2 separate regions of the Mus musculus genome follow, and region 1 is linked to region 2. A link is a contact called in ENCODE Hi-C data. All regions are on one chromosome and are shown on one strand. The core of a region is the stretch at or near the end of the contact, and the rest is flanking DNA. Distances in the headings are between cores, read along the strand shown. Region 1 holds the start of Dppa1 (developmental pluripotency associated 1). Region 2 overlaps Cyfip2 (cytoplasmic FMR1 interacting protein 2).

Region 1 (3,429 bases), core at 533-3,032, 350 kb after region 2:
TCTGGGGTTTGAGTATGTTATTATGAGATACATTCCTGTCTCAAAACTGACCTTTAACCCCTAAAGCCATGCCTCCATTTCTCAAGACGGACGGAAAATACTTGTTAAGATGCTAAGTTTTCTTTCCCCTTTCCTTTCTAAATGATAAAACTATCAGTATGGGAACTGGGTGTATGAGATGCTAGACAGTTTGTCTCGTGGGTATGAATTTCTAGTTCAGTCTTCCACATCAGAACAACCAGGAACAGTGGTGTCTGCCTGTATGAAATTCAAGAACTTTGGTAGTGGAGGGTCAGAGGATCAACGTAATCTTTAGTCACTTGTAATGTGGAGGTCAGACTGAGACACCTGAAGACATGTCAAAATCAAATGAAAATATAAGACAGAGTGATGTGTGTGGACCATATTAGCAGTCAGTAGACTAAGAGAAGGAGATTCCAATGTGATCCAGGCCAGTCTGGGGTACAAAATAAGTCTCAGCTCGAAGAATAAACAGAAAGTATAAACAATGTGTGTATTTGCATGATTTGAAGATTATTGAAACAAGGTATTGATTTCTCCATCCCTCTGCCTCAACTCTTGGATGATTTTTTTTCTTTTGACAGAAAGGAAGAGGATTTTTGCTGAGGAATGGAAGTAAAGGGTGTCAGCTTAGACATGAGTGGGGTTCAGGGGTGTCTGCAGAAGCTGTGGGTGGATGGCTTCCTCAATGAAGGAAGATGCTAATCAAGGACCAGAAAGATGGCTCAGTGGGTGTACTGGCTAGTTTTGTGTCAACTTGACACAGCTGGAGTTATCACAGAGAAAGGAGCTTCAGTTGAGGACATGCCTCCATGAGATACAACTGTAAGGCATTTTCTCAATTAGTGATCAAGGGGGAAAGGCCCCTTGTGGGTGGGACCATTTCTGGGCTGGCAGTCTTGGTTCTATAAGAGAGCAGGCTGAGCAAGCCAGGGGAAGCAAGCCAGTAAAGAACATCCCTCCATAGCCTCTGTATCAGCTCCTGCTCCCTGACCTACTTGAGTTCCAGTCCTGACTTCCTTGGTGATAAACAGCAGTATGGAAGTGTAAGCCAAAAAATCCCTTTCCTCCCCAACTTGCTTCTTGGTTGTGATGTTTGTGCAGGAATAGAAACCCTGACTAAGACAGTGGGTGAAGTCACTTCATCCTGAGCTTCATACGTTTAGTCAGATCCACAAAAAAAAAAAAAAAAAAAAAAAAATCAGTCCGGCGAGGTGGCGCACGACTTTAATCATAGCACTTGGGAGACAGAGGCAGGTGGATTTCCGAGTTCGAGGCCAGCCTGCTCTACAAAGTGAGTTCCAGGACAGCCAGGGCTGCACAGAGAAAGCCTGTCTCGAAAAACAAAACAAAACAACAACAAAAAAAATTTTCCTTGATAGTTAATCAGCTAAACGACTTCCTAGTCATAGAAAAAAAAAAAAATCCCAGTTCTAAAAGCTGTCCATGTACTTGCACTGGCAAAATATCATCACATAGTCGTCTATGAAAACCCATTATTCTATTCAAACATAGATTCACTTTGCAAGAATCCACAGAACCCTACTGGATGGTTAAGTTACTCTAATGTTTCAGGGCTCAAGCACCACTGTTTAATGTCCCACGTTCAACCCCACATCACTTCTCACGTAATTCCACATGGTACAGACACTCCAAGGAACACTATCCTGACTCTTTCTCTTCAGCATAAGGCAGTAGACATCCCCACTTACCTGTACTTAGGGGAAAGTGACTTCTTGCTAGTCTCTCCTTCTGGTCATCTGCTGCCCATGAACTCTTCAGAGCTATTTATGGATGAAGACAAGTCTCTCTTGTAATTTCATCCTTATCTCCTGGCCACACTCTCACCTGTTCTTTGTAAAAACTGAGTCTCCAGTTCTCCAACCCACCCACTAGATAGCATCTGCTCACTGGAATAAACATTACAGGAGCGCCTGTGAGAGCATCACTAGTGTGCCCTGGGCTGTTTTCCATCTGCACCAAAGATCCTTACTTTAGATGTGACTGTAAGCCTGGGGGACTTCAACACCTGGACCAGCCCTCTAGATTTATAGGAAAATAAACTGCATTCCAGAAAGCAGAATGAACTGGAGAGACCAGGAATTCCTGGAATAAGGGCAGAAGGGACATCTGTCTCTTGTTATACTTCCTGGAAGGCATTAACTAACATCGTTCTAACCAATGTTTACTAGGAGCCCATAAGAATGGGGGAGTTGAAAAAAATAAATCTAGCTCATAGACTCTGTTTCCAAAGTTTAGGGAGTGCAAGCTATGGTGGTGCACTCCTTTAGTGCCAGTAATGGGGAGGCAAGAGAAGGTGGATCTGCATTGTATGGCGGCATGGCTATGCAGAGAGTTCTAGGCTGGCCAAAGCTGCTTGGTGAGAGGAGATCTTTCAAGGGCTGAAGCCAAGCTTCTCCATACCTGGGTTCAGCATTCAGTTGTTAATAAATTGTCCAAGGAGGCTCCCGAAGTGTGGGAGTTGTATAAAATAGGAAACTGGATATGACTACTTTCCCATCTTTCAACTAGAGGGTAAAATGTTGTTCAAGAAAGCATTTCCAGAACAGTTGTGAAATTTGACAGTGTCTTTACTCCTACAAACCAAATAAGTAAATCAACCAACCAACCAACCAACCAACCAACCACATATAGTCTTCTTAAAGATGCTGAGGACAATGTCATAAACCTGTTTCAGGTAAAACGCCTGGATGATCACCTTCTGAGTGACTGGAAGCTGCCCTCACACCCATTTGCCAGGAGAGACATGATGGCTTGGGGAGATTTAATAATAGTAGGCTTTACTGAATGGACTTAGGATAATCATTTTACTTTTCATTTTGGTGCTATGTGCTGTGATTTTTGTTTTGTTAGGAGAGGGTGTCTCATGATGTAATGCAGGTTGGTCTATCATTCCTTTGTATCAAAGACGATCATGAACTTCTGATCTCTCTTCCTGCACTCCTATTGGGATCACAGGTGTGTTCTGTTTCCTGGGTTTCTGCATAAGGATCTAAGGCTTCATGTATACCAGGCAAGTGCTCTAAAACAGCTACAGACACAGCTGGGATTATAAATTTGTACACACACACACACACACACACACACACACACACACACTGTACTTGTTTTCACTATTTCAGCCACACGGGCTTCCTGTCTGCTTCTAAGATTTCCCATATTCTCCTGGTCCAGATACTTATCCCATGGCTGGTTCCTTTCTTAGAACACTTCTCTCTCATGAATTGAAAAGCTCCCTCAGATCTTCCAGTCTCAAGGTGCAATTTTAGCCTCGGTCTATATCAACATCCCTAGTCTACTTCCTGTCTTGGATAGCTTATTTCAAAATAACCCTTATCTTACAAGTAATCACTCAGGAGGCTACACAAACTCTTAAGACCTCTTTTT
Region 2 (3,579 bases), core at 894-3,393:
GTTCAGGAGATTTTTTTCGGAGGGGTGAAAACATTCTAGAACAGATTACATGATGAATACCCAACTCTGTGAAGACACTAGAGCATGCTGGGCTGTCACTCTACCTGGTAAATACGATGTCAAAAAAAATCTGTCACGTGTGTGTGTGTGTGTGTGTGTGTGTGTGTGTGTGTGTTGGGCATGGGGGAGGAGAGTAGTTCAAAAGCAAGAAGAAGCAAAAGTAGTAATGGAGGGATATCGAACAATAGAGGGGGAGGAAGAAGAAGAGAAAGAGGAAGAGGAGAAGAAGGAAGAGGAGGAGGAGAAGAAGGAAGAGGAGGAGGAGGAGTTGGAAGAGGAATGAACACAGGGAGGGAAGCGTGTGGAAAAGAGGATCTGTGTGCAGATGTGAGCTCCCTTCCACTCCAAGGCCTACCTTGCCCAACTGCCAGCTCGTCTCATCAAGGACCAGCAGGCCACAGCCAGTCCAGTTAGGCTTTCTGCCATGATGGAATTGTTCGCCACCAACAATGCTCACAATGGTGTAATGATTACTCTCAACTTTCAACTTGATGGAAACATACCCTGGGTGTGTCCAGGAAGTATGTTTCTGGAAAGGTCTAACTGAACGGGGAAGGCTTCCCCTGAATGTATATGTGGTATGGCATGACCCCATGTCCTTGGAGCCCAGACTGAGTCAACAGGAGAAAGTGAGCTGAGACCAGCTTCCACCTCCCCCTACTTCCTGACCTGGGCACAACCTGACCACTCCTCATGCTCCTGCCAACACGCTTATACCGCTGGGATGGACTGTACCTTTAAACTGTGAGCCTAGTACGCCTGCCCTTCCTTGAGATTCCTGGTGATGCTTTATTTGGCATTAGAGTAACTAATGTGGATGGCCGCGGTGGCTGCTGAGTGCTTAGAGTGAGCCTCATGTTGCTGGGGAGTTTCACTGTTAACTGCTACTGTTTCTATGCTTAGCCAGTGGCCACAGTGCGAGGCACATGGCAGTGAATCATCCCAGCCTTCCTTTCTTCCATGTGCACCTCTTTAGGGGAAGCTCTTCATTTATCTCTCTTGGATCTGCTTCCCAAAAGAGACTTTAGGCTCTGGGAAGTCAGGCCATCTATGACAGTAACAACAGCTGTGAAACACTTTAAGCTGTCATAGGGCCCTCCCGTGCTCCTATAGAGAGACCGAGTTTATCTTTTCCACCACCCTGAGAGGCAGGCTTCATTTCCCTGTACTGGTGTGTGCGGGTGCCTGTATCCGTGTATGTGTGAATGTGCACGTGTATGTGTGTGTACACATGTGTATAAAATGAGTCACACACAGTTAGGAAACAGCAGTGCTGGGTTTTGACCTAGCATTGCTCCTGACCCAGGCTGAGGCACTTCCCCAGTATAGTCCTAGCTCTGGCCTAGACACAGTAGAGCCTGGCCAGTGTCAATGCTCTATGCATGGGACATATGTAAGGGTGTGGGTTGTATATGCTGTGTGTGGGGTACAGACCAGCTTTGAGGTGTTCTCTACCACCCTCACAGTTGCCAGTGAGTCCCCAGGAAGTGACTGGCTGCCCACGCCTTCTGTCCTTATACGTTATCTCCCTCACTGTGAAGGCCCTTGGCCCTCTCCCTGTTCTTCCTCCTCTAAAAATGACTCTTCCAGAGCTCCCGACTGGTCTCCTGCTCCTCTGCACTCCTCCATCCCAGCCTCTTCCCACCTCCATCTCCCAAGCATTTCCTACCTAGTGGCCAGATTTCCTAAAAGCTCAGGTCAACCCACATCACCCAATCCAAAGCTCCAGGCTCACAGTGCCCATCTCATGGGTCCCCGTCCTCCCACCCCAAGCCTCCCCTTGGGCCTCTTCCTTGCTTTCACTGTTTTATAGCTCACTGTCCTTCATTTCTTGAACACACTGATCCCTCCAGGCCTTGGGGCTTTGCAGGACCTCTTGTCACCCAGTTCGTAGCTCCATGCCATTGTCCCTAAAGCGGCAACTACTCGTAAATACTCTGCAACCTACAACTGTTGTAAATTGTATTTTACTCAGGCCTTTACCTTGTCCTAAAAACTAGTGTGTATTTTCGTCACTCTGCACTCCAAGCATACACAAACTCACTAGGACACATCCTCTGTGGAGGCAGGGACACCTGTTGGCTTGGCTCACCCACAGGGGTGTAGGTGGCTCTCAAAAATACTAGCTGGACAGAAACAAAATGACATGGCACCAAAGTCTAGATGTGGAAGGGTGGGGGACTTCGTGAGCCTTCTGCTGTGGACCCGCCCACACACCACTCACCTGAGCCTTCTGCTGTGGACCCGCCCACACCCCACTCACCTGAAAGTACATGAACTTCATGAGCTTGGTGACCTCTGGCTCCAGCACCTCCACCGTCTTCTCGTAGATCTCGACCCGATTGGGCTGCTCATTGCACTTCACCTGTGAAATCGAAAGGCGGCTTCATCATCTGGGCTCCCAGCTGCCACCTCAGGAGCATGGCTCACCAGTGGAGCACATGTGGCATCGTGTCGTGGGTGAAAATGGTTAGGGTCACTGTAGCAAGAGGGAGCTGTAGAAGACTGACAGGCCCCACAAGTGCTCCCTGGAGACTGGCTGTGGTAAAGGGGCCAGCTGATCCCAACATGGGGCCCTGCTCCTTTCTCTGCCGGCCTGTGCCCGCCTTTACAGTTGGCTACATTCGTATGTCCATGCATGTGCTCTCCTCTTATCCCGATGCACACGACCATGAACCAGTCTCCCCAGCCATATCCAAGTTAATGATGGGTAACCTAAGCTGAGTCATCCAGGGACCCATTTCCTCTGTCTGGTGCTTTTAGTCAGCATGTACCTTAGTATCACATGCCATATGTTCTGTGAACACACATGTGCCACGCCTGCTAATAGGCTGGCTGGGTGTGAGAGTGAGCCAATGCATTTTTTTTCTTTAGTGAATCATTATGTAGCCCATGCTGGCTTGAAACTAAAGTTCCTCCTGCCTCCTCCTTCTAGGTGCTGAGATTACACGTGAGTACCACATACACTGGACAAGGATAATGTTTTATGATTATCAATGGCTAGATAACTGCCAGTGGGTCATTCAATGGACAAAGTGATACAACCATATATATTCGTACACATATACCATTACAAACATTAGAAGGGCTAAGGTGGATCTCTGTAGTGACTATGAAAAGGTATCACCACACCTAAGAGGCAAAAAGGCCACAGAACAGTTAAGTATAATTTGACACATATTATATTTAATTTTACCTATCTATCTATCCATCTATCCATCTATCCATCTATCTATCTATCTATCTAATACTGCTGGGAAGGAATCCAGGCCCCCGGGCACCAAGACCTTGAGTATGTTTAACACTCATCCTCTATGCTTTACCACTGAGCCATAGCTCCAGTTTGGTCTCTTTCTCCAGAAAAACAAAATTCCAAGGCTGCCCAGATGACAGTTCTGTGGGAAAAGGCACTTGCTTTCAAGCCTGACTGTCTGAATGGGGGAAAACCAGTTTCTTTAGATTATCCTCTGACTGACGCATGCATGCCACGATACATATATACCTTCCCGTGAGAGAGAA

The links. A loop is a pair of places that touch in the nucleus more often than their neighbours do.
Region 1: a loop to region 2 is called in a map of heart, with 2.4 times the contacts of the local background. The contact joins the promoter of Dppa1 here to the enhancer-like site in region 2. A Hi-C loop is called at or near these places in 3 of 37 maps with a recorded cell type or tissue (heart, left cerebral cortex and v-Abl transformed pro-B cells).

The regions. Positions count from the first base shown.
Region 1 is chr11:46,627,492-46,630,920 of GRCm38, forward strand. It overlaps Dppa1 (developmental pluripotency associated 1), which reads right to left and starts at 1,783. Exons shown (of 6, transcript NM_001163358.1): 1 at 1,734-1,783.
Region 2 is chr11:46,281,834-46,285,412 of GRCm38, forward strand. It overlaps Cyfip2 (cytoplasmic FMR1 interacting protein 2), which reads right to left. Exons shown (of 31, transcript NM_133769.3): 5 at 2,324-2,425. Among named protein-coding and RNA genes, the nearest start is that of Cyfip2, 29 kb to the right of the region's middle. Within about 2 kb of position 2,144, at least 1 of the 3 ENCODE cell types and tissues checked has a DNase peak (open chromatin) inside an H3K27ac peak, as active enhancers do; it is left cerebral cortex, where a contact is called at or near this core.